Linked DNA regions of Homo sapiens: regions 2, 3, 4, 5 and 6 are each linked to region 1. A link is a loop called in an ENCODE intact Hi-C map of the cell type or tissue named here. Cell type or tissue: PC-9. All regions are shown on one strand. Region 1 overlaps LRRK1 (leucine rich repeat kinase 1). Region 2 overlaps ASB7 (ankyrin repeat and SOCS box containing 7). Region 3 holds the start of SPATA41 (spermatogenesis associated 41). Region 4 overlaps LOC105371024 (a long non-coding RNA gene). Region 5 holds the start of LRRK1 (leucine rich repeat kinase 1). Region 6 holds the start of GCAWKR (gastric cancer associated WDR5 and KAT2A binding lncRNA).

What was found. Hi-C counts contacts between places; a loop is a spot of excess contacts. Peaks named below come from ENCODE experiments on the same cell type or tissue, not always from the same donor. Only the 100,000 strongest peaks of a DNase experiment are listed, where the experiment ranks them.
Region 2: it touches region 1 in a loop (13-fold over the local background); 100 of 110 quality-filtered maps call a loop at or near these places.
Region 3: it touches region 1 in a loop (21-fold over the local background); 37 of 110 quality-filtered maps call a loop at or near these places.
Region 4: it touches region 1 in a loop (4-fold over the local background); 5 of 110 quality-filtered maps call a loop at or near these places.
Region 5: it touches region 1 in a loop (11-fold over the local background); 106 of 110 quality-filtered maps call a loop at or near these places.
Region 6: a loop joins it to region 1, with 19 times the contacts of the local background. A loop is called at or near these places in 9 of 110 quality-filtered maps.

The regions. Positions count from the first base shown.
Region 1 is chr15:101,007,044-101,011,043 of GRCh38, reverse strand. It overlaps LRRK1 (leucine rich repeat kinase 1), which reads right to left. Exons shown (of 34, transcript NM_024652.6): 7 at 1,981-2,207; 8 at 467-594; 9 at 207-370. Among named protein-coding and RNA genes, the nearest start is that of LRRK1, 90 kb to the right of the region's middle. RefSeq lists enhancers at 2,458-2,787, 3,766-4,000. In PC-9, CTCF peaks have their summits at 2,261, 2,461 (motif pointing right), 3,679 and 3,880 (motif pointing right); DNase peaks (open chromatin) are centred at 2,543 and 3,943; H3K4me3 peaks cover 872 bases.
Region 2 is chr15:100,625,714-100,629,713 of GRCh38, reverse strand. It overlaps ASB7 (ankyrin repeat and SOCS box containing 7), which reads right to left. Exons shown (of 6, transcript NM_198243.3): 5 at 1-277. Among named protein-coding and RNA genes, the nearest start is that of ASB7, 25 kb to the right of the region's middle. In PC-9, CTCF peaks have their summits at 1,528 and 1,729 (motif pointing left); a DNase peak (open chromatin) is centred at 1,713; H3K27ac peaks cover 1,427 bases.
Region 3 is chr15:100,348,060-100,352,059 of GRCh38, reverse strand. It overlaps SPATA41 (spermatogenesis associated 41), which reads left to right and starts at 1,342. Exons shown (of 2, transcript NR_028139.1): 1 at 1,342-3,326. LOC105371021 (a long non-coding RNA gene) reads right to left here and starts at 2,454. Exons shown (of 3, transcript XR_007064777.1): 1 at 2,378-2,454; 2 at 1,115-1,685; 3 at 1-381. RefSeq lists an enhancer at 1,915-2,174. In PC-9, CTCF peaks have their summits at 1,762 (motif pointing left) and 2,141; DNase peaks (open chromatin) are centred at 1,259 and 1,819; H3K4me3 peaks cover 1,109 bases; H3K27ac peaks cover 1,072 bases.
Region 4 is chr15:100,719,861-100,723,860 of GRCh38, reverse strand. All of the region lies in intron 1 of LOC105371024 (a long non-coding RNA gene), which reads right to left. Among named protein-coding and RNA genes, the nearest start is that of ASB7, 120 kb to the right of the region's middle. RefSeq lists an enhancer at 863-2,062. In PC-9, a CTCF peak has its summit at 2,207; DNase peaks (open chromatin) are centred at 350, 1,430, 1,850 and 2,570; H3K4me3 peaks cover 2,377 bases; H3K27ac peaks cover 3,717 bases.
Region 5 is chr15:100,916,097-100,920,096 of GRCh38, reverse strand. It overlaps ALDH1A3 (aldehyde dehydrogenase 1 family member A3), which reads right to left. Exons shown (of 13, transcript NM_000693.4): 13 at 3,471-4,000. LRRK1 (leucine rich repeat kinase 1) reads right to left here and starts at 740. Exons shown (of 34, transcript NM_024652.6): 1 at 646-740. ALDH1A3-AS1 (ALDH1A3 antisense RNA 1) reads left to right here and starts at 814. Exons shown (of 2, transcript NR_135827.1): 1 at 814-1,293. RefSeq lists enhancers at 1-289, 1,464-1,583, 1,634-1,723, 1,476-2,068 and silencers at 504-1,093, 1,854-2,073. In PC-9, CTCF peaks have their summits at 1,774 and 1,973 (motif pointing left); DNase peaks (open chromatin) are centred at 1,236, 1,896 and 2,756; H3K4me3 peaks cover 2,188 bases; H3K27ac peaks cover 786 bases.
Region 6 is chr15:100,849,311-100,853,310 of GRCh38, reverse strand. GCAWKR (gastric cancer associated WDR5 and KAT2A binding lncRNA) reads right to left here and starts at 3,559. Exons shown (of 4, transcript NR_160703.1): 1 at 3,401-3,559. RefSeq lists an enhancer at 3,433-3,727. In PC-9, CTCF peaks have their summits at 2,124, 2,331 and 3,697; DNase peaks (open chromatin) are centred at 1,520, 3,197, 3,540 and 3,930; H3K4me3 peaks cover 3,279 bases; H3K27ac peaks cover 4,000 bases.

The sequences.
Region 1 (4,000 bases):
GGCAGGCTGGCTTTCAGGTGAGTCATCTGCCTGGGACACAGCCTCGCTGTATGCTGAGTGACGATGCTTACAATGTGGGAACCGGGCCCTTCTACCCGGCTTCGCTGCTGAGGGGATGAACTGACATAATGCACCTGAGGGCTCTCTGAGGCCAGCTGAGAGGCAGAGTTGACTGTGGCTTTCATGACTTTTGGTGTGATACTCACCAAAGGGCAGGCCCAGGGATCTGGAAACACCTTCAGGTTGTTTCTGGAGACATTCAGAGAATTGAGGGACTTGAAAGAGTGAAGGAACAGGGCAGGGAGTTCTGTCAATTTATTGTCAGATATATCAAGTTCCTGTAGCTTCCGTAAACCTATCCAGTTAGTGGCTAAAAAAAAAAAAAAAGACCCAAAGTATGAATTGGTAAAAATATCCCTACCAAGAAGAAAATGACTAATTCACTCAAGTTGATGAGAAAACATACCATTTTCTTCTTCGAACAATTTTTCTAAACAATTTTTTGAAGCTGTCAGTTTTTGAAGTTTTGAGAGGTGCAAGAATCCAGGAGGGAGGTGGGACAACTTGTTGCTGGAAATGTCAATTTCAAGTAGCCTGCGATGGAGAAGAAGGAAGGCAGGCATCAGAATAAAGAGGGAAAACACCAAATTTACATATTTTTCTATAAACCAAGAGGTGTATTTTTTTTCTTTTTCTCCCCATGCAAGGTTAAAGAGTGTGCATTGAAAATGTAGTGCATATGATTTTTAATTCTTTTGAAGAACTCTTACTGTGTCCTGTGTAGATAAAGACAAACCTCTCATCGGTGGGCCCTGGCTCCACTGACCAACAGGGATTCGAATCCTTCGCAGGCATGTAATAGCAAAATGAGTAGGTTCCCTGAAAGCTGCTGAGACCACAGAGCAGGGCTTTGAACCTTCTGGACCTGTCCATCTGGCCCAGGTGAAGGGCCTCACTTGGACGGCACTTGCTTTTTAAGTTCTGGTGTGCAGGCTTCTTTCCCGTTCTCACTTGGGAGTCCCATGGATTAATGCCTACCCCAAGCTCTTTCCAACATTCTTGACTCTTGCTTCACTTAGAGCCTTGGTTTTTCATTTTAAAAATCGATTCAACCCTTTATGGAATGAGGACTTGCAGTTATGTGTCCAAAAGAAATCAGGCCAGGTGCGGTGGCTCATGCCTGTAATCTCAGCACTTTGGGAGGCCGAGGCAGGCGGATCATGAGGTCAGGAGGTCAAGACCATCCTGGCCAACACGGTGAAACCCCGTCTCTACTAAAAATACAAAAATTAGCTGGGTGTGGTGGCATGTGCCTGTAATCCCAGTTACTCGGGAGGCTGAGACAGGAGAATTGCTTGAACCAGGGAGTTGCAGGTTGCCATGAGCCGAGATTATGCCACTGCACTCCAGTTGGGCAGCAGAGTGAGACTCCGTCTCAAAAAAAATAAAAATAAAAATAAAAAATAAAGAAATCAACTAAGGTCATTCCTCCTTCCATGCAAGCTCAGGGGTAAGGCTCAGGTCTCCCTCCAAGGCCTCCAGAAGAAGCAAGCCTGGACTGCCCACACTGTCCACCTGCTGCCAGAGTCCTGCAGAGTTAACCCTTTCTCTGAGGCCCTTCCCACTTTCCCTGGAAGGCAGAGTAAAAGCTGGTGCCTCAGAGCCCCATTGCATCCACCAGTGTGGGAAGGTTTGGCTGCCCTCATCTGATTCCTGGGCAGGACCAAGACAAGCATCTCAGGCAAGCATTCGCATGTCCCCGGGTGAGCTGTGTAAACTTGGGCCAGACAAATGATCTCTCTAAACCTCTCTGTTTTAACCTGAAAGGGAGGCTTGCCTCAGGGTAGGCAAAACTCCTTCTCCTATTTTAGCCAGAACATTTTTCCCCCAAAACCACAAAATACAACCCGGGAGCATGTGCAGGAGCACAACGGTGACAGCGGGGTCACACACGGCTCCGGTCACACCCCGGGGAGCCACCTGGAACAGATGATTTCGTCCGATGACTGCACGCCAGGCAGCTCCCCCAGGTGGTTGTCGGAGAGGTTCAGCTTCCGGAGATTGATGAGGCCCCAGGGGATAACCGAGGGGAGGGTCGCCAGGCAGTTGGCAGAAAGGTCGAGCTCCGTGATCTGGCAGGAGATGTCTATGAGCCAGTCTAGGTCTACCCAGGGCAGTCTGAGATGGGACCATTTCACACGGAGAGCCTGGTGGTGGAAAGAAAGGAAAAGCACATGTGGAGGGTGAGTTCAGGGCCCACATGGGCTTGGAATAAAGCAAGGGTTAATGCAAATGCGCGTCTGTGTGCCTGCTCCAGCCCGGGTCCCAAGAGGCCTGCACATGTCCTTCTCGGCCGCCGGCACCTGCCACGGTGGTGGGTGCAGAAGAGCTACCTGTTCCCATCGGCACCTGCGTCTCACAGGCAATCTGTGCACAGCGCCTGCAAGTCACCCTCCAACCTCCAGAGGGCGCCGGTGGGCGCGGGCTCAGTGCCGCCCCTCAAGAGGCGGCTCACAGGGAAGAGCGCGGCGGGATTGTCCACGTACAGAGGAGACCGCTGAAGCGTCCAGGCGCCTCCCCCAGACTGGAGAAGAAAGCTGACTCCCAAACCCAAGTCTCTGACCTCCCTTCAAGGCGGCCTTTCCTGTGATCAGAGGAGCTGCCGCCTGCAGCTGCCCGCACCGCGCCAGGGTGCTTGGTGGACAGGCTGCTTTCAGAGCGAGCCTGAGATACAGACAGACGATGGCCACACAATATATAAAAAACAGAACTCTGGCCCACGACCCACAGTGACCTGCCTAGGAAACCAACCTCTTTATCTATAGCAAACAGCCCGGGAAGCCAGTCTCTTGCAGGAGGCCAGCCTCTTTTTTTTTTTTTTTTTTTTTTTTTTTTTTTTTTGAGATGGAGTCTCGCTCTGTCGCCCAGGCTGGAGTGCAGTGGTGCGATCTCGGCTCACTGCAACCGCCGCTTCCCGGGTTCAAGCGATTCTCCTGCCTCAGCCTCCTCAGTAGCTGCACCACCACTCACGGCTAATTTTTGTGTTTTTATTAGAGACGGTGTTTCACCATGTTCGTCGAGCTCAGGCTGGTCTCAAACTCCTGACCTCGGGCAATCCACCCACCTTGGCCTCCCAAAGTGCTGCAATTACAGGCATGAGCCACTTCTTATCTCTAGTAACAACCCAGGAAGCTAAGCCATCATTTCCGTAAAAGTCAGTCTAAAATGGCCAGGACTTGGTTAATAACTGACCGATTCTCTAATTTTTGTCCTCACTTTCCATTTAGGACCAACCCGAGAGAGCCAACTTTGCACCCCTACCAATCCCATAGGATGCCCAGCCTGCAGCGAGGCCCCCCAGCTTCCCCACGACAACGGCCTCCCGGCAGGAGGCCCCGGAGGCCTTCCCTTTGTCCCACTAGAAAGCTCCCGCTCCTCTGCCAGCCTGTGGGTCTCTGCCACACGCAAGTCCTGGTGGCTGGCGCTCTTGCCGTTGAAGTCCTGCTAAACAAAATGTCTTTGCTCCACTCATTTCTCACTGGTCTTCCTTTATTTCCACCAGAGGGAGTCAGAAGGGCCAGCGGTTTTCCGGCATGGGGTGGTCAAAGGGACCTGGCGAAATATATGGGAGCAGGACTTTGCTCTTTCTTCCTGATTACCGAAGAATATTGGGCTCAATCAGGTTTCTGGGGAGAAGAAATCTGCTTTTGGGTCTGTTTCTTCGAAGCAACTGGAAATCCGTATTGGAAAATTAGAGGAGCAGAAATATGAACAAAAATTAGTGCTTCGCAAATGGGAAAATGTAACAAGCAGAGGCTACGAGAAAGGTCCCAATAACGTGGGATGAATTCCTCAAAAATTGGCGGCAGGTGACGGGCATCCCTATTTGGCCACCAGATGGCGATGAGCGCCTGTCTTTAGCTCCTCCTCCGCCCACTCCAGGAGTTTGGAAAGACTGGGCCTACGCCCCTCAACACTCCGTCCGGTCTTTGAACCAGAG
Region 2 (4,000 bases), 380 kb after region 1:
GACCTCTCTCGGATAATGGCGAGCTGAAGCGGTGTGGTACCTTTATCACTGAGTGGGTCAACCTCAGCCTTGAACTCCAGGAGGAGCCGGACAAATGAGTCCCTGCCGTAGTGGGCAGCCACATGGAGGGGAGTCCAGCCGTCATTGCTTTTTGCATTAATGATGTCGCTCCTGTATTCAGATTCTAACATCAAGCGTGCAATGCGGGCCCGGCCATGCATGGCTGCATAGTGAAGAGCCGTGAAGCCTCCGATTAAGTCTTTAACTGTAGGATCAGCTGGAGTTAAAACCAAAATGAAAGTATTAGCAGACTCCAAGACAAAACAACAAACATTACCATGGCACAGCAAACTGTGGCCAATTCTCATATAAAATGTGAAGCAACCAAACACTGTAATGAATATCAAGTACGTTTTTCCTCAGTTTAATTCAAGTCTGGTTTTAATGGAAAATAAATTTTGTAGAATGTTATCACGTCTGGGTTAATGAAAGGAGAAAGACAAAGTGTTTAAAAAGATATACACAAAAAACACGGAGTACAGATCACCACATCCCCTGTCTTTGCTAATTTAACCAACTGCCTCTGGCTACTCAACTCCTTCATCTCTGCACTGTTTCATGTTTCTCTTCTGTTTTGAACTTTTTGTTTTATTTTCTCTTGTGCTTCTTCTCGGTCTTAAAGAGAAGCATGTGTAGCAACATCTGCTGCTCTAAATTACAGATACACTATGCTCTGGCACACCGTGTTGTTTTAGGGTATATTAAGTAATAAAAAAAAGTTTTTCTGTGGTCTGTAAAAATTCCAAAGCATCTCAGATATATGTCAAGTAATCTTGACAAATTGTTTTTTCACAAGATAGAAGTCTATTCTGAATTCTTAGTTTTACACGAACTTTGGAGTTTATAAGAATTAAGCAATGCATTATGTGAATAACCTCAGCATTGTAAAAATATTTTCTAAAACAGTTCCAAAAACCTCTCCTAATTGACTGATCTCTGGGGAAGGAAAAACAACTATAATAATTTATCTGCTATGTGACTCAAGTCACAGTCTTTTGTCACTGGCCTCAGATCTTTCATTAAGCCAAAGGTTGGTTCTTGATGGCGTTCACCCCATGGCATCCCTGGCTGGGGGCAGAAGACGGACGAGGACTGGTTATGCCGGGCACCTCCTAGAAGTCAGCAATTCCATGTAAAAGATCAATTGATCAGACCTAACTACCCAGGATGAAAATGCTCTCTTGTAAAAGTCACCTTAATTTTTGGCTTGTTAATAAAAGAAAAAAATCATTAATGTTTTACACACACACCTACACATACATACACACACACAGCCTCCACAGGTGAGTGAAAACTCACGTATTGTTTAATAAACGTTATTTAGGTCTAGAACATATTATGACAAATGGTTCTCTTAGAAAAATCTGAGGCAGAAAACTATATGTAAAATAACAATACTGTGGAAAGTATTTCAGTGAAGGAGTTGCTAACAAAACCTATACAAAATAAGATGTTTTTAGGTAAGCCATATCATGTAGATTTCTAAAAACATTTACTGTAAAGTGTCAGTACACAATGGTAGTATTAGTTGTATCTATTTAGGGGAAATAAGGGCATTATATCTACCTTGGTCTTAACTGAAAGAAAAATATACAGTATCTGTTTACCACAGGACTTAAATTTAAGTAGGGTAAGAACATTTTAACACAGCATTTTGCTGCCATCTGCTGGTAAGGCATGAGCATGACACTAATGTTTCCACCGGGCAGATACTGCTGAGCCCTTAAGTCACTCAAGCCGGTTCCAGGTGCATCGCTTACCAGAAGTTCAAAGTCAGGCGTGAAATCTACAAGATGCCCTCCCATTCAAATGAAACAAAACATCTTGCCAGAGGTCATTTCTAATCTATACCTGGCCAGTCAACTGCTGGCAGACATTCCCTCTTAATCTGCAAGTGAAATTTAAGAATACCTTCTTTTCACTTCTCCCACCCTTCAGCCACCATCCTTATTTGTATCCTATACTCGTTCTATTTGACAGTAAAATTAAAATTATGTTACAAAACACTGCACTTGCATCTTTGGTTTCCATTTCAGGTCTCTTTCAGGTTCTATGTACATTTTGAAGCTACACTGAGCTAAGGAAAAACAGAGATTAACACACACAACAATGACCTGCATAGTCTCTGTTAAAATCAAATGGGAGATTAGAAGCAATGAAAATGCAAACAAATGTAATTTAAAGATTATTAGCCCATGAAATAAGGTAAGAAAAATATCTCATTTGTAATAGCAACATAAACTACAAAACGCCTAGACAGAAATTCAGTAAGAAATGGACAAGACGTGAAAACATTAAGTGAACTCATGTCACTCTGTATCCACTCAAATGTCCTTTTATCAAAAAAAGAAAAGCCTTCCCTAAACATTTCATCTAAAACAGCAACCCCACTGAACTTATTACTTTGTCCCCTTAGCAAACATTTTCTCCCCAGGTGGAACTTATTTTAAATAAGCTGTAGCATAATCTCAACAAGTTCATTTAAATTTACGAGAAAAAAATTTAATGTATATAAACAGAAGCAAAGAAACATTACCTATGAATATGAGGGGATTTTTTTTTTTCTAACAGCTTTATTGAGGTAAAATGCATTCACTTTAAGGGTACAGATGATGAGCTTTGATAACTGTATACGAGTATATAACCCACCACCCTATTTAAAATATAGAACATTCCATCATCTCAAAAAGTTCCTTCATCTCTCTTTAGCCCTTCCCAGACTCTGGGTCCCAGGCAAACCACTGGTCAAAAAAGTTTTGTCATTTCTGGAAATTCATATTAATAGAATCATATGTAGACTTCTGTGTTTGACTTACTTCACTTTGCATGATGTTTCCGCCATACTTCCATGTTGTATCGACAGTTCACTCTTTTGTATTGCTGGATAGTACTGTATACTATATAGTTTTTTTAATCAATTGATGAGAAGATGGGCATTTCAGTTCTTACCAATTTGAGCCTATTTGAATAACACTATCATGAATTAATATATGAGAGAGAGACAGACAGAGAGAGAGAGAGACAGAGAGAGAAGGAGAGGGGGACAGAGTGTTTTCATCTCACTTGGGTTCAATACCCACGAGAGACTTGCTGGGTCGTATGTGAAATGCACATGAAACTTTCCTAAGTTCCTTTTTAAATGGCTACACCATCTTACATTCTCATCAGCAATGGATGAGTTCAGATTGTTCTACATCTTGGTATCATTAGTCATTTTAATTTCACTCATTCTAGAGAGGTAAAATCGTGGCTTATTGTGCTTTTAATTTCTATTTCCCTAATAACTAGTTATACTGAACGTATTCATATACTGTTTTGTGAATTGTCTGTTCACCTCCTTTATCCATTTTTATTGGTTGTCTCCTCATTAATGAGTTGTACAAATTCTGTGTATATTCTGGATACAAGCCTTTTGTCAGATGTGTCTTGTAAATATTTTCTCCTAGTTTGTTGCGTGCTTTTTCATTTTCTGTATTATGTTTTGAAGAGCAAAACTCTTAATTTTGATGAAGCCCATTATTTATTTTACAGTTTGTAGTTTTGTATCCTATTTTAAAAATCTTTGCTCAATGCATTGTCACAAAGATTTTTTTTCTTCTAGGAATTTTGCACTTTTAACTCTCACATTTAGATCAATAGCCCATAATTAATTTTTCTGTGTGGTATAACGTAAGTTCAAGGTTCAGTACTCCCCACAAAGATATCTACTTGTTCCAGCACAATTTGTTAAAAGGACTCTTAATGATTTACCCTAGTGTCACTGCTGAAAATCAATTTACCATAAAAGTGTCGCTCTATTTCTTAATTCTGTTTTGTTCCATTGACCTAAAAGTCTCTCCATACACCAATCCCACACTGTCTTGACTACTGTAGCTTATAGTAAGTTTTAATAGCAGGTAGCTTAAGTTCTCTAGCCTTCTTTAAAATTATTAATATTTGG
Region 3 (4,000 bases), 660 kb after region 1:
GGGCTTGTCTCTACTCATGGTGTTTGGGGCAGACTCAAAGGCTGGGGGCTGAAATCATCGGAAGGCCTGACTGAGGGTAGAGGATCTGCTTCCAAAATGACTCACTCACATGACAAATTAGTTGGTTCTGGCAAGTTGGCCTCCTTTCCAAGAAGTGCCTCTCCACACATGTGCTTCTCTGCAGGGTTGCTTGAGTGTCCTCATGACATGGCTGGTGGTTCCCAAAAAAGCAAGTGATCCAAGAGCAACATTCAGGAATAAGTTCAATCCTTTCTATGACCTAGCCTCAGAACTCACAAAGCATCACTCTCAATACGCCCTATTCATCAGAAGCCAGGCAGTAATTCCAGCACACTTTCTAGGCAGAGGAATTAGGTACACCTGTTGAAGGGAAGCAGGTCATAATTAGAGGATATATTTTTGAACCACCACAGAATCTAACTTAGGTTCGTACAAATATATAAACAGCTGTCCAATACCACATATTGAATAGTCTATCATTACTATATCAGTCTGAGCCATGACTATTTGCATTTACTAAGAATGTGTGTTATTACCATTGAAGACCTTCCAGTGGGACAAGATGTGAAAGCAGAAGACAGTGGTATTGATGATCCTGACCCTGTATAGGCCTAGGCTAATGTGTGTTTGTGTCTTAATATTTGACAAAAAGTTTAAAATGTAAAAAATAAACAACTTCAAAAGTAGGAAAAAAGCTTATAGAATAAGGATATGAAGAATGAAAATATTTTTGTATAGCTGTACAATGTGTTTGTGTATTCAAGCTGTTATTAAAAGAGTCAAAAAATTTAAAAATTCTTAAGGTAGAAAAGTTACAGTAAGCTAAAGTGAATATATTATTGAAGGAAAGAAAATTTTTAAAAATAAATTGAGTGTGGGCCTAGTGTACAGGGTTTTAAAGTCTACAGTAGTGTACAGTAATGTCCTAGGCCTTCGTATTTACTCACCACTCACTTACTGACTCACCCAGAGCAACTTTCAGTCCCGTAAGCTCCAAGCTTACGGTAGGTGCCCTAGGCAGGTGCACCAGTTTCAATCTTTCATACCATATTTTTACTGTATCTTTTCTATGTTTAGATACACAAATACTTACCATTGTGTTACAGTTGCCTACAGTGTTCAGTACCACACTGTACAGGTTTGTAGTCTAGAAGCACAGCCTACAGCCTGGGTGTGTAGTAGGCTGTGCTGTTTAGGTTTGGGTAAGTACACTCTATATTGTTTGCACAATGATGCAATTGCCTGACGATGCATTTCTCAGAACGTCTGCTCACTGTTACGCAACGGAGGACTGTGAATTGGGAGTTTATTTTGTTTTTCAGTCTGTACTGGCAGCGAATCATACATAGCTTAGTTTATCAGACAAGCTGCTTTTCTTGAGCAAAGAAAGAACTAGGAGAGAAACGGGGCTTTGGAACCCTGATGCGGCAATGCTGAAAGAGGAGAAATATCCCAAGGAAGGGAAAGGTGTGTTGCAGAACGATGAAAAATAGGCGGCTTCTCACAGCTGTTCTCAGGGGACGAGACGGGGTGGGATGCAGCTCCGCCGGTGCCTAACACTAAGGGCCCTCATCCTGCCGATTCAGTTGTGTCGGGACCGCCAGTGCTGTCTCCTCGTCAGATGCTGCTTCTGGTCTCCCCGCAGAAGATGCCACTGGAGTTGCCTTTTCAAGGATGGGGACATTTGAAGGCCCTGGACGCTCAGCTCTGAGGCTGGCTGGGATCTCACTAGCACCCCCTGGTGGAGGCCGGAGCCAGGCTGACGCGGGAAAGTGGGGCACGGAAGCGCTGCGGATTGGACCGGCGGCAGCTAGGCCGAAACGCCTGTATTTAAAGGGATAGTAACTCGGACTCGTTCTGCAATATCCCCACAAGGGCCTGACTGAGCGAGCGAGCATGGACGGCCGCGGGGCTTTCTGGACAGTGGCCATTCCCAGAGCCAGGCAGGAAGGCCTCGGGAGGCTGGGGCTCCCGTTCCCGGTGAAGCGGACGCCGCCAGCGCCCCAGAACCCAGGAGGAAGCACACAGGCCCCACAGAGAGTGGTTGGCAAGAGTCACTCGGGGATTAGGATGCCGGCCAAATCGCGGAATTTGAGGCTGGAATCCAAGCTCAACAGGAAAGTAGTGAAATACAAATGGGGAAAACAGGGCTCTGGAGCGGGGAGGGAGCTGGTGCCGGCATTTCCCACCAACGCCGGTTTAGGAAGACGGGACCGATGCCGGCCGCCCCCTGCTGGAGGGGATGTGGCATCTCACGGGCTGCCAGGGAGCGGGGTTGGCTACTCCTGCAACCAGCGTGAAGAGGGTCTCAGGGGAGGCTGTGGTGGGATCCCCCACGTGCCCTTGTTCCTCTCACCGTTACCTCTGGATGCCTCGGGGCAAAGGCCTTCTTCCACCTATAGACAGAGTCTACGCAGGGGTCTTGGAACCCGGGCACACCAGTCCCCAGCTAACGAAATCCCCGAGTTGGGGGATTTGAGAGGGTCACGTTTGGCCCAAGAACCCGCAGTCCTCTTTGGTCTTCGGCCCTCTATTTCTAAGCGTGGGCTTCTGGCACGGCGGCTCTGGGCACAGCCCATGCTGCTTTCGGGCTGGGTGGTTTCAACGACGACAACAATTATCACAGTGACGGTGACCTTCACCCCAACAGGACTGCTGTGTGTGAAGCACTCAAGAGGGCCCCTACAACCAACCTGCCAGGAGTCGGCTCCTGAAAACAGGGTCGGAAAAGGTCAGTGCCCATCAGAATCGAGCTGTCGGCAAAAAGCTGGAGAGGTTAGGAGCTTTGTCTATCTCAAGGGTAACAAACTGCTTTGACCCTGAGGGCTCTGAAGACGACTTTCCCTCACCGCAGCTCTCAAGACAACAGGGATCAGACTCAGAAAGACACTGCCTGTATAAGGCTCTTGTTTGTCTTGTTTTTAATTCCTGCCCTCTGCCTCCAGATCTCAGTCCTCTATCTGTGAAACGGAATTCGGCCTTGCCTGTCCACGAAATGAAGACAAGGCATCTCGTGTGTGTTAAGATGAAACAAGATCTTAGCAAGAGAGTAATGATTTCTTTTTTAAAACATTTTTTACTGTAGTAAAATGTACTATAACGTAAAATTACCATTTCAATCATTTGTAAGTTCAGTGGCATTAAGTACATTCACATTGTCGGGCAGCTGTCAGAGGTGTTCGAACCAGAGCGACTCCATCTTGAACAGGTGCTGCGCAAAATGAGGCTGAGACCTGCTGGGCTGCATTCCCAGGAGGTTAGGCATTCTTCGTCACAGGATGAGTCAGTGGCTGCCAGGGAGGCAGGTTGGTTACCCCAGGAACCAATGAATTGCATCTCAGGGGAGGTTTTGCCAGATACAGGTCACAAAGACCCTGCTGATAAAACAAGATGCGGTAAAGAAGCTGGCCAAAACCTACCAAAACCAGATGGTGACAAAAGCAACCTCTGCTCGTCCTCACTGCTCATTATACACTAATTATAATGTATTAGCATGGCAAAAGACACTCCCGCTAGTGCCATGGCAGCTTACAAATGCCATGACAACATCTACTTAGTTAAATTTGCATACTATGAATATGAGTATGCAAATACCTGTTGGAGTCCCCGCTTTCAAAGCTTTGGGGTACACATCCAGAAACGGAATTGCTGGATCATAGGGTAAATCTATTTTGGAGGAATAGTCGTACTGTTTTCCACAGTGACTGTACCATTTTACATTCCCACAAAATTATTTCTTTCTATCTGCCTTCCCCCACTAGATAGAACACAGGGAAGTTACTTTTTCGTTTCTAAATCCCCAGCACCAGGAACAGTGTCTAGTTCATAACAGAGCTCTATAGAGAACTGTGGGGAAAGAAGTGCAATTTATATGCTGCTGCCTCTTCATTTGGCATCTCAGTACGTGGCACACAGAAAGTAGGCACTGAAGAAGGGTTGAAGGACCTAATGAGTACATAAATGAATGCAGTTACCATTG
Region 4 (4,000 bases), 290 kb after region 1:
CATAGTAGGTGCCCAGTAAATATCACTATTGACCTTTGGGTGCTGAGAGGTCCTTCTCACAAGAGTGAGATCATAATACATGGATGTTTTTGATGCCTAAGTCTGGCCCCACAAGGAGGATCTTCTGATGCGTCAGGCGCATTGCTTTGAGAATGTCTGTGGATGGTACTCTCTCCTTCTGATGCCCATGTCATTAAGTGGCCCTGTGACGATATCAGAACTGCCTGTTCTTTTCTTTATTTCTTGGGTTTGCACAACTCATCCAGGCTGTTAGAAGTGGAATGCGATTAGATGAGGAAAAGAAAAAAAAAAGCCCTGAGCACTTCTGCCAAGGAGAATTATACAGGTACTAGATCAGCACTCTACTCTGATAGAATGAGGAAACCCAAAGGCAAATTGGCACAGCCCTTTAAAAAACAAAGAGCGCTGTGTCCCCTTTGAAAATTCCTGCTGGTGATATGGCCAAGAAGAATTCGGGAAGATGAGAGGCAGTGACCAGACCACCTGAATTCCAGCACACTCCCTGGTTAAGAACTAATGGAAGTAAGGAAACTATTTTTGGAAGCTGGTTAAATATAAAAAGCAGAGACATGGATGGAAATTATATCAGACGACATCCACCATGCTCTCAGGAAAGTAAAAAGGAGAAAGGGGAGAGGGTAGAGGCAGTGTGACATGCTGCAGCCAGCACCCATGGTCCACAGGGCCCAGCTGTTAAATATTTAAGAACTTCGTGAACCTGTTGTTTAACTGTTGGGAAATTAAAGTCAGCCATGGTGGAAGTATGTACACCACAGAAATTGGCAAAAGCCACAGATCAGGGCTTTGTGACTTTTTTCCCCAGAGTTCCAATTTACCAATACACCCCTGGGTAGAGGGAGAAGAGGGGAATGAAGGCAATGTTCCATCAGGAAAGGAGCCTCAACTCAGAGGAGGAGAAGCAGCAAAAAGGAAGAGCAATAACCTTAGTTTTTTTTTTCCCTTAGGGAAAATTTTCAGATATGGCCCAGACGGGTTAAGTGACTTGCCCAAAGTTACACAGCTAAGAAGTTTTAGAGCTAGAATTTGAACCCAAGTATTTCTGGTAATGATGATTTCTTTCAGTTTCTTTTTTCTTTCACTATCTCAACAACTGATTAATGAATTAATGAAAAGGAGTCACCTGTTTGAAAAAAGTGTCTTTAGGGTCAGCTGCCTGAAAAATTCTGAATTCATGGGTTAGAATCACATGTTTGCTTTTGGCTTGGTTACCAATGGCTTTGTTTTCACAAACCAAATACACTCTCAAAGGACCCAAATTTGCTATCTTTAAGGATTTTCTGTATGACTAATCCTGCATGTATAATCCTGGAAGCCAGTTCCAAAGATTGGTTTTGAGAATGCTTTGGTGTTATCTCCTGAGTAATGAGTAATCTCTCAAGAAGTCCAAGTGCAAAAAGAAACACTCGCTTAGAGGCCAAATTCCAGGTATAGTCACTGGATCAAGGGACAAGATGGCGAGTTTGAAGCGGGGGCCTACCATCTACTGGCTCTCTCACACTTCTTAAAGGACCCATTGGCTGGTGTCAGGGAGGTCGGGGAAGGAAGTTAAGGAGAGCTGGAAACATCCCAGGCTTCTGTTTGCATTTCTTTGGCAAGGGGTTGCCACTTGTGTGGACAAGTATTATTAGGATGACCTACCTTGATTTAGCTAGTCAGGATAAATAAAAAACCTTCTTGGTTTTCATAAATACTGTGGCATTTTACAGTCATGACTCAGTGCTTCATCTGCAATCAAGATTCAGACACCAATGACCAATGGTTGGAAGTGATGATTCATTCAAACAGCACATTGATTTTGCAATAGACCGTGGAACTCTGTCCACATAAAACTCATTGTATTTCCCTGTCAGAACTCAGAGTCGTCAAGGCAACCTAGTCCTGCATGCCAACTCGTTCTGGTCCGTGTTCACGTTTTGTGCTCACGGTCCTGTTCCTGTCGGTTTGAGGAGTGGAAAGTTCCCTGACATCAGCACTGCTAGCTCGTCCTCTTCAGGGGCTGATACTGCAGCTGGCTGACTCTTGACAGCAGGTGGTTCTCCCCATTTGGGCAGGGCTTATGTTCTGCAAGGTTTATTAGGGCCAATTAGCTCCTCAGAAGGGTATTGCAAAAATAAAGTAAATTCAGGAGCTACCTCCCTTCAAATGGACACTGCTCTACCAACAAGCTATGGCACATCGAGGGCAGCGGCGTTAAATTCTCAGCCTTCAAGACACAGCCTGCAGCCCGCCCTCCTTTCCCCAGCAGCTCCTGGGAGCATCCCGGCCACGTGGACATGGCAGGCTGGGAAGACCCAACGATGGGGCACTATGCCATGTGTAAAGGGGATAACTAGCTTGGAATTACCCACTTACCGTATCCAATCTAACTTGGATAACTGTGAGAAATCGTATTCAACAATACTATTTACATATTGAAACTGTCTCAATAATTTGTAGATACTCATCTTTTCTGGAATGTTCATGAGTAATTTGTCTCAGTATCTCTATGTAACTGAGACAGAAAGCTTGGCTCTACCCATGAAAGAATTAGTCACTTACATAAATAAGGATACAAACGGCTTGAGGAAATAGATTCTGTGAGACTCAAAACAGGATTACCAAGAACTGAAATGTACACCGGTGAGGCACATCACGCCACACACACACACACACACACACACACACACACACAAGACCCATCTGCCCACCGCCCTGCTGGCACCAGCATAGCAACAATGAACAATGGTGTGGAATGCGTACAGCATGACAGCACTGACATTTCCTCTTCCCAGTTAACCAGCGTGGCACTGCTGCGGTTCATTCACTGGCAGCTCATTCATTTGTTCCTTAATGTGACCTGACTCCCCATTCATTCCCTCCCCACCCCAAACCCGTCACCAGGCTCTCTGGAACTCTCCTATCTCCTCCACCTCTTCTCTAAATCTTCCTTGTGCGGGAACCTGGCTGCCCCCTCCCCTGAGGGCCCCACTTCCCCTGCAGCCTCTCAAGGAGGGGAAGGGTTGCTGGTGTAAGAAAGTTGGGGGTGGGTTGGAAGCTGGGAGTGTCCCACGGCTGCTTCTACACCTCTCTATTCCTCCTGGCCACTGGCTTCCTCTCCCCGCTGCTGTGGTCCATCAACCTTCATTTCGGGGCAGACTTGAGCTGCTCATTGGCTTCGTCTCTTGTCACCACATGGCAGACTGTCTCTCTCAATGGCGAGCCAGGTCCTGACCTCCCCAGCGCCTGAGCTGTCCTCCTCCTCCCCGCCCCCAACACTCCCATGGTCTCACCCTGCTGTTGCCAGTAGCTTCCCCACATCCAAGGTCTCCATCTCCAGTATCCCCTCTGTGGCTGCCACACAGGGTCCTCCCAGCTCACCCACTCAATGTCCCCATGGCTGCAATCCACTTTCTCCCCAGTCCTCCCATCCCCACCCTCAGCACCTTCTCCCTCCCTTTCTTTACACCCTCCTCCATCATCGTAACCCTTACCTCCCTCCCCACCCTGGCACTGTGAGTACTACACCCCCATGACTGACCTCCCCACCCTGGCACTGTGAGTACTATACCCCCATGACTGACCTGCCCACCCTGGCACTGTGAGTACTACACCCCCATGACTGACCTGCCCACCCTGGCACTGTGAGTACTATACCCCCATGACTGACCTGCCCACCCTGGCACTGTGAGTACTACACCCCCATGACTGACCTGCCCACCCTGGCACTGTGAGTACTATACCCCCATGACTGACCTGCCCACCCTGGCACTGTGAGTACTACACCCCCATGACTGACCTGCCCACCCTGGCACTGTGAGTACTATACCCCCATGACTGACCTGCCCACCCTGGCACTGTGAGTACTATACCCCCATGACTGACCTGCCCACCCTGGCACTGTGAGTACTATACCCCCATGACTGACCTGCCCACCCTGGCACTGTGAGTACTACACCCCCATGACTGACCTGCCCACCCT
Region 5 (4,000 bases), 91 kb after region 1:
GGTCCCCTGTAGCTTGCAGAGACCATGGTAGACAGAGCAGTTGTATCTGCGCCAGCCAGAGACCACCTGGGCAAGAAGCGTGACCCAGACATCGAGGAGGGTGAAGCCTCGCTGGGCCGCCCCGCAACCCCAGGAAGCCCCGGACCAGCGAGAGGCTCCCGGGCGGTCTCTTGCCGACACCCCGGCACGGGCTCACCCGCGCGCTCACACTCCGCCCGCTCCCCGCTAAGGGACTGGGTTCGCTCCAAAGGCAGAGGAAACCTATGGGCTCCCCGGCTCGTGTCTCCCGACTCGTGTCTCTTGCCTCCGCTTCCCAGCTTTCCCGACCCTGCCCGGACGGGGTTTCGGGGTTCCCTGCTCGGGCCCCGCGCGCTCCCCTCCCACAGGCTGGCTGGGCTCCGGGCGCGGCGGGAGGCAGCGGGGACGTGAGACCGGGGTCGCCCCACACGCCCTCCGCGCCCCTCGGGCCGCGGCCCCTGCGCAACGGCCCCCCGTGCCCGACCACGCGGCCGCCCGGAGCGCAGGGGCCCGCGGGCAGGCAGAGGCCGAGGCTCCCCGCGGGCGCCGGGCGCGGGCTCTGGGTTCCCCGGGCGGGGCCGGGAGGCAGCCAGGCCGCCGGGGGGCGCCGGCAGGAGCGGCGCTTACCTGAGGCGGCGGCGGGGCCGGGTGCGGGCGCTCCGGGACGCGGGGCCGGGCGGACACACTGGCGGGGCCGGGGCCTGGCCGTCCCACCGCCGTCTGCCCCCCGCGCCGGGGCCGGGCCCAGACGCACTTCCTCAATCCTGAGGCGGGCGGGCGGGGAGGGCGGCGCGAAGAGCGCGCAGAGCAAGGCCGCCGCCAGCTCTCCCAGGAACCGTCGCGAGGCGTCCCCTCGGCGGCCGCCTCAGTTTCCCTGGCCGTAAAACGCGGGCGATGGCGCTCGATGCCCCGGGAGACGCCGGGGTCCGCGGGCCCTTCCGGCACCGGGTCCTCCTTCAGGTTCGGGCACCCGGCTGCCTCCACGCGGGGCGAGCGCGGCGATGGGATCGGTCCGTGCTGCGCTCAGCCCCGCTTTCGCTATCCCTCTGCTCCAGGGGCAGCAAAATCAGCAGATGAGCCCCCAGCGCGCCTGCGGCCCACACACTGCGGCCGTAACAGTTAAACAGACGGGGAACATTCATGTGCGTAGAGCTCTTCACGGGGCGATACAGAAATGTGTCGTTCTAAAGCGTTAACGACCTGCAATTTGCATATCCTCCAACACATGGATTTTACTGATTCAATTATGGATGTGTGCAAAGAATCTGCTGCTCGGTGAGTCATTGTTAATTGTCGGCTTTGGGGGGAATACATAAAACGTGGAATATTGGCAATTTATCGTGTTTCGACCTTTTATAAAGGCGTCACCAGGCTGCTGAGGCTAATACAGAAACGCAGACCATAAAAAAGATCTGCGTCCACGCTGCAGGCGGGCCTCACGCTGAGCTCCCCGTGTCGACCCGGGGACAAAGCCTGCTCAGGAAGAGCAGAGGGTTCCACGCCCTGCAGGACCAGCGCCCTGGGCCCCTCTCCTGGAAAGTTATGACTCGCACGTTCCCAGGATTTAGCGCACATCTCCCCCACCCTCACTGCCATTTCACAGAACCGGGGCAGCCGCAGGGCTCCTGCAGGACCTCCCGGACGCCGCGGGGCCGTGTTCCCTTGAGCGGCTTCTTGGGTCCCTGGTTGGAGAGGGGACCACCGAGCAGCTTCGCTCTGCTCCTGGGAGGCTACTTCTGCCACTGGACGACTTTCCAAAAGGGTGAGCGCAGTTCTGCAATCCTGTTCTCACCCCTGAGGGCCTCACACCAGTTTGCAGGAGCCAGCAGTGTGATTGCCACCGACAAGTTCCCAACAATTTGCAGGGCGTGGTGTCCTCAGTGCTGAGAGAGCCCCGCGACGGCGGTGCAGCTCCTCCAGGGCGCGCAGCCCCGCCACCTGGCGCCACCGCGAGGGAGCGCAGGCCCAGGGCCCGGGCAGACGCTGGAGGGGACGCGGCAGGTGAAGATGGGGCACCTCCACTTCCCTTCTAAAGGAGCCTGGGAATAGGCTAGGAAATGTCCCCACTGTAGAAGACAGCAGGAACATCTGACACGCGGATAACCTGTGCTGAGCTCGTTATATTCCCAGCATTTAATTCTAGCCATTAGGCATGCGTTAGCCACAACTTCGCATAGGAAGGTTATTGCAGGTAAGTTAAGACTCCTTTCCACTTCTTCCTAAGGGTCGCTGACCCATGGTTCTCTAGCTTTTGCTGGTAATCCCACCCAGATTCTCAGCACCCTAGGTTGGAATGACCCCTCCTGAGGTGGGTGGGGTAGCTGGGAGGCACCTCCCTGAACTGACTTTTCTGCCTTTTTGAAGGTGCAGTGGCTGAGCGCTCCTTCAGTGTTTTCCGGTTGTCTTTCTTCAGCCCAGTACGCAGTTTCCTCAGACAGTCTTCCTTGAGCAACTTCCTAAACGCCCTTCATTATCCCCCTTCAAGCTCATGCCTAGGAGCAAGGAGCAAAGCCATTAGAAAGGCTTCATCCACCAGCAGGAGAAGCTAGGACATCCCAAAGGGTCCACTTCTAGAGAGGTGCCAACCCCCACACGCACACCAGGCACACAAATGCATGTGTGCACACGCATACCACACCCTCCAATTGTCCCCAGAATGGCTCCCTTCAGGGAGTCATGTTCCGGGACACCAAATGAGGGAAAATATCCTTCTCCTACAGTTTCCTGCTCACATTTGGATTGAGAAATGGGATGTCTCTAAATAATGTGTCTAAATTCTCTTAACATAAGTGCATATGTTACGAGAGATCTGATCCCAGCCTCCCTTTTTTGTTAAAGTGGTGGTGCTTTGCCACCCATGTCAAAATGATCTGGGCTTTCCACATCAAATGCAAGGGATGAGCTTGGAGGACATACCCCAGTACCAGCAATGATCTTGAGCCAATGGCAGCGTCAGCTCACAACGGGGTGATTGAGGCTTCTTGGTTAGAAGCTTTAGAAACTTGAGGTCAGTAAAACCCAAATTGATCCTTTCTCTAGATCCTCTAGATTTCTCTAGAGGAAAAGGTGACAAAAACAGACACTTGTGCTCACCGTCAGGGGCACAATGCTGTCCGTCAATCCTCATGCAGTCCTCCCCACCATTTCGCACACTGACACCATCACTACTTTATGATAAAAGGAGACTCAGGCAGCTTAGATAACAGCTGAAACTCAGCCAGCTATGACATGGAACCTCTGAGGCCCAGCTCCTTGCCTGGTCAACCCCCAAGCCCACAGAAATGGGTTTCACACTCAGGCAAAGCACTGGGCCCGACTGACTGAGCAAATGTAATTTTATGCTTACATTATTGATCCTGCTTTAATATCAGCCATTTCGTACAGGTCTCAGAAAGAGAAAGGCCTGCCATCGAATTCAAATGACTTTGGTCTTTAAATGAAAAAGCACAATGTTTCTCAAATATCCAATTTTATTTTATCATTCTCGCATTGTGGGATGCGATCTGCAGCTAGGATCGGAATTCCCAGGCCTATAGATTTTTAAACCACACCACAGGGGTAAACCTTAAAAGAAGTGAAACCTAACACTATATATATTTCCATTTCTAAATACAGTATATTACAGAAGTTTAAATATACCACCTCTGTGTACTTACAACTATAAAAAGATACAATAACTCTACCAATTATAAATAATGTAGCATTTCATATTAAAGACATTATCGTACAATGGAAGAATAGGAACCCTCTAACGTATCACTATCAAGGTTAGTGTCTATATCTACTTGAGATAAAATACTGAAAATTCAGTGTATGAAGCCAAATCCTGATTTAACAAGTTATTGGTAGTATAAGTGATAAGTGTTAGCTGATGAAGGGAAGGCAAATGTGGTAATTTATATCTCTGACAAGGGTGATAGGCCCATTTTATACATGGTTTTCGTTATACACACACTGGTTCTGTTACGGGCCCTCATTTTAT
Region 6 (4,000 bases), 160 kb after region 1:
AATAAGGTTTTGATCAGCTCCCAGATCTGATGATGTATTTACTTAAGTCCTCTCAAAGGGTTGGTTTTTGCTGTCCAGGGCCAGGCAGCGACATGCTAAAGGAGTGAGAACCTCTTCCGAGGAGCACAACAAGCCCCCAGAGTCACTCTTGCTTCCCCTTTCAGGAGGTGCCCATGGCCAGTTTCTCAGACACATGATGGGGACAACATCGGAGAACTTTAATCCCAATGACAGGAATTGTGGGAAACTAAGAGTTCTAATGACCGAGTCATTGTTTCTTGTTCTTGTGAGTCCATCTGTTGGGGAACCAGGGCTGTTGAGTGATGGGTCTAATTGGTGACTGGCAGTCATGGACTTGAAAGATGGGGGAGAGGGTTGGGGATGGCATACGTGGGGGCTCAGGGGGAGGGTGGAAACCATGAACGTGGGTACTTTGAGTTATTGTTAGCTCCCAGATCCCTGCTCCTGGCCTCCCACCTTTACCCTGGTCCTCCAGGTGGGCACACTCCCTGCTGGACTCTGATACGTACTGCACTAGTCTAGTGAGGAGCACACTGCTTGGGTCATAAAGCTGTCATCTGGAGATGCCTGGTTTATAACTGTCAATACGGGCTTTGGCCCACTTGCACTGGACCTGGCTTCCCAGAGGTGTTTACCACAGCTTGGAGTAGTTGATATAAATAGAGTAGAAGTACTTGATAAAACCATCACATACCATCCTCTCTCACCCATTTTCCAAGGTTTGTTTGTTTTTGTTTTTTGGTTTTTTTTTGGTGGAGTCCCCCTCTGTCACCCAGGCTGAAGTGCAATGGCGTGATCTCGGCTCACTGCAACTTCTGCCTGCCGGGTTCAAGCGATTCTCCTGTCTTAGCCTACCGAGTAGCTGGGATTACAGCCACCACACCTGGCTAATTTTTGTACTTTTAGTAGAGGCAGGGTTTCGCCATGTTGGCCAGGCTGGTCTGGAACTTCTGACCTTTGGTGATCTGCCCGCCTTGGCCTCCCAAAGTGCTGGGATTACAGGTGTGAGCCACCGTGCCCTGACTGTTTTCCTAGGTTTTAATATATATTGCCTTTCTGCCACTACAGACGTGTAGAACCGGGCCTCCGCAGGTGCCAAATGCTGCCTGTCCCAAGTCTCAGAATCTGCCTGTTCTTTACTTTCATCTGTAATATGGGTTGGACACTCAAATTATTTATATGTATTATGCATGATTGTTTTATATTTTTGACTCATTAAAATCACTCAACAATTAAAAAATAATTACAAGTATTAAAATATTTAGATACTTTGTTTCAGTTGTTTCAACTTTGTCAAAATCATGAAAATCACTAAAAGATAAACTTTCTCCTGTCTAACTGAACTTTTGTACCCTCTGACCAACATCACCCCAACCCCCCACACTCTAGCCCCTGGTAACCTCCATTCTACTCTGTTTCTGTGAGTTCAATGTTTTAAGATTCCACCTGTGGGTGAGATCATGCAGTATTTGTCTTTCTGTGCCTGGGATAAATAAACTGTTAGTTTATAACACTTATTTTAAAGAGTTTTTTTTTTGTTTGTTTTGTTTTGTTTTTTTGCGACGGAGTCTCGCTCGGTCACCAGGCTGGAATGCAGTGGTGTGATCTCAGCTCACTGCAACCTCCGTCTTCCGGGTTCAAGTGATTCTCCTGCCTCAGCCTCCGGAGTAGCTGGGATTACAGGTATCTGCCACCATGCCCGGCTAATTGTTTCGTATTTTTATTAGAGATGGGGTTTCGCCATGTTGGCCAGGCTGGTCTCAAACTCCTGACCTCAGTGATCCACCTGCCTCGGCCTTCCAAAGTGCTGGGATTACAGGTGTGAGCCACTGCACCCGGCCTAAATAGTTTTTAACTATTCAATATAGAGCTGGAGGCCATTGTCCTCAGCAAACTAACACAGGAACAGAAAACCAAATACCACATGTTCTCACTTATAAGTGGGAGCTGACCGATGAGAACTTACGGGCACAAAAGGGAACAATACACACTGGGGTCTATTGGAGGGTGAAGGTGGGATGAGGGAGAGGATCAGGAAAAACAACTATTGGGTACTAGGCTTAATATCTGGGTGACGAACTAATGTGTATAACAAACTCCCATGACACAAGTTTACCTGTGTAACAAACCTGCACATGGACCGCTGAACTTAAAGTTAAACCAAAAACATTTAAAAAGTAAAGAGAAAAAGAAAATAAGATAAAATCAATATGCCCACTTTCCTCATCTTTAAAATGAGAGTTGAGCTCTAGAAGGTCTCCGGTTCCTTCAGTCTCTAAAATTTTATGTTCTAAGTTAAGTTTTTATTTGTTAGTTCCCTTTTAGCCGGCACATTCCCAAATAAGTATAGCCAGATCAGCTTTTTTTCCCCCCGAATGACATTATGAAAGATTTTAAACATATAGGAAAGGTGAAAAGACAATACAACAAATACGTGTGTACTCAGCACATAGATTCAGCAATTGATAACATCTACCATATTTGCTTTGTCCCTATGTGTATGCCTGTCCTTGTCAAATCATTTTAAATTAAGTTCCAGACATCCTGGCCCTTTACTCCCCGAGATCTCAGCATGCGATTCCTAGAAATAAGGACATTTTTCTGCATGACACGACACAGTCATCACACCTGAGAAAACAGACAATACTGGACTCAGTCACCTAACTGTAGTGTCTGTGGTACTGTAATATCACCTAAGAAGACGCACAATGTCTCTTTCATTTCTTTTCATTGAAAACAGCACCTCCCACTCCCCACCCCTTGCACTTTCCCAGATAACACTGGCTTTTGAAAAGAGGTGCGACCAGGCGCAGTGGCTCACGCTTGTAATCCCAGCACTGTAGGAGGCCGAGGCGGGCGGATCACGAGGTCAGGAGATCGACACCATCCTGGCTAACTTGGTGAAACCCCGTCTCTACTAAAAATACAAAAAATTAGCCGGGCGCGGTGGCGGGCACCTGTAGTCCCAGCTACTCGGGAGGCTGAGGCAGGAGAATGGCGTGAACCCGGGAGGCGGAGCTTGCAGTGAGCCGAGATCGCGCCACCGCACTCCAGCCTGGGCGACAGAGCGAGACTCCACCTAAAAAAAAAAAAAAAGAGAGAGAGATGCGACATAATACCTTGTCGAATGTTCCATTTCCTCACGGCGTTGCTTAATGGTACTTTGAAAGTTCAGTCTAAGGCTGGCTTGGGTTCAGGTTCAATGTCATTGGCTCCCTCCTGAGTGGGGCTGTGCGTCCCCTCGCTGTTTGGAGGGGACGTTCGGAGCAGCCCGAGAGGCCACCATGCCCCCCGCCCCCCGCTCCCGGGTCCCCGGGAAGAGGCAGCCCGACGGCCCGGCTGCAGACCTCGGCTCTCCCGCAGGCTGCGGGTGGGTTACCTGGCTCCGGGAGACCAGGTTTCCTCGTCTGGGGAGCGCAGCAGTCTCATAGCTGCCGTGAGAGGGTTCGCGACAGAATCACCGCGAAGGGCGGGAGGACCCGGATCGTCGGGAGAGGTGGGCTGCGTGCAGCCACTGCGCGGGGACCCGGATGCACGCACAGGGCGTGGCAGGGGGCGGGGCAGGGCCGTTCGGTGGCCTGTGTGGAGCGATGCCACCTGCTGGTTCTGTACGTCCAGGGGGGCAGCGTGTGCACAGCTCTGGGACCCCGAGGTCCTCGGGGGGACACACTGCTCTCTCCAGCGCACACAGACTCCACACACACACGCCCGCATCACAACGGCAAACACGCGCCACCCCCCAGTTACCCGGAGACACATGCGGGTAAATATGACCCCAGGAACTTGCTGAATACGAGTAACTGTGTTTCATTCCTCCTACCCGTCCGCTGTGGGTTTACTAGAGTTTGTCTTAGATGGCAAATAAGAAAGCTTTTTATTTTAAATGACAGTCAGGGCAAGAATCAGGTTGCTAATTTCCCTGAGACGCATGAGGGTGTAATGACACATCCAGGCTGGAAACCAAGAGTCATTTTCCTTG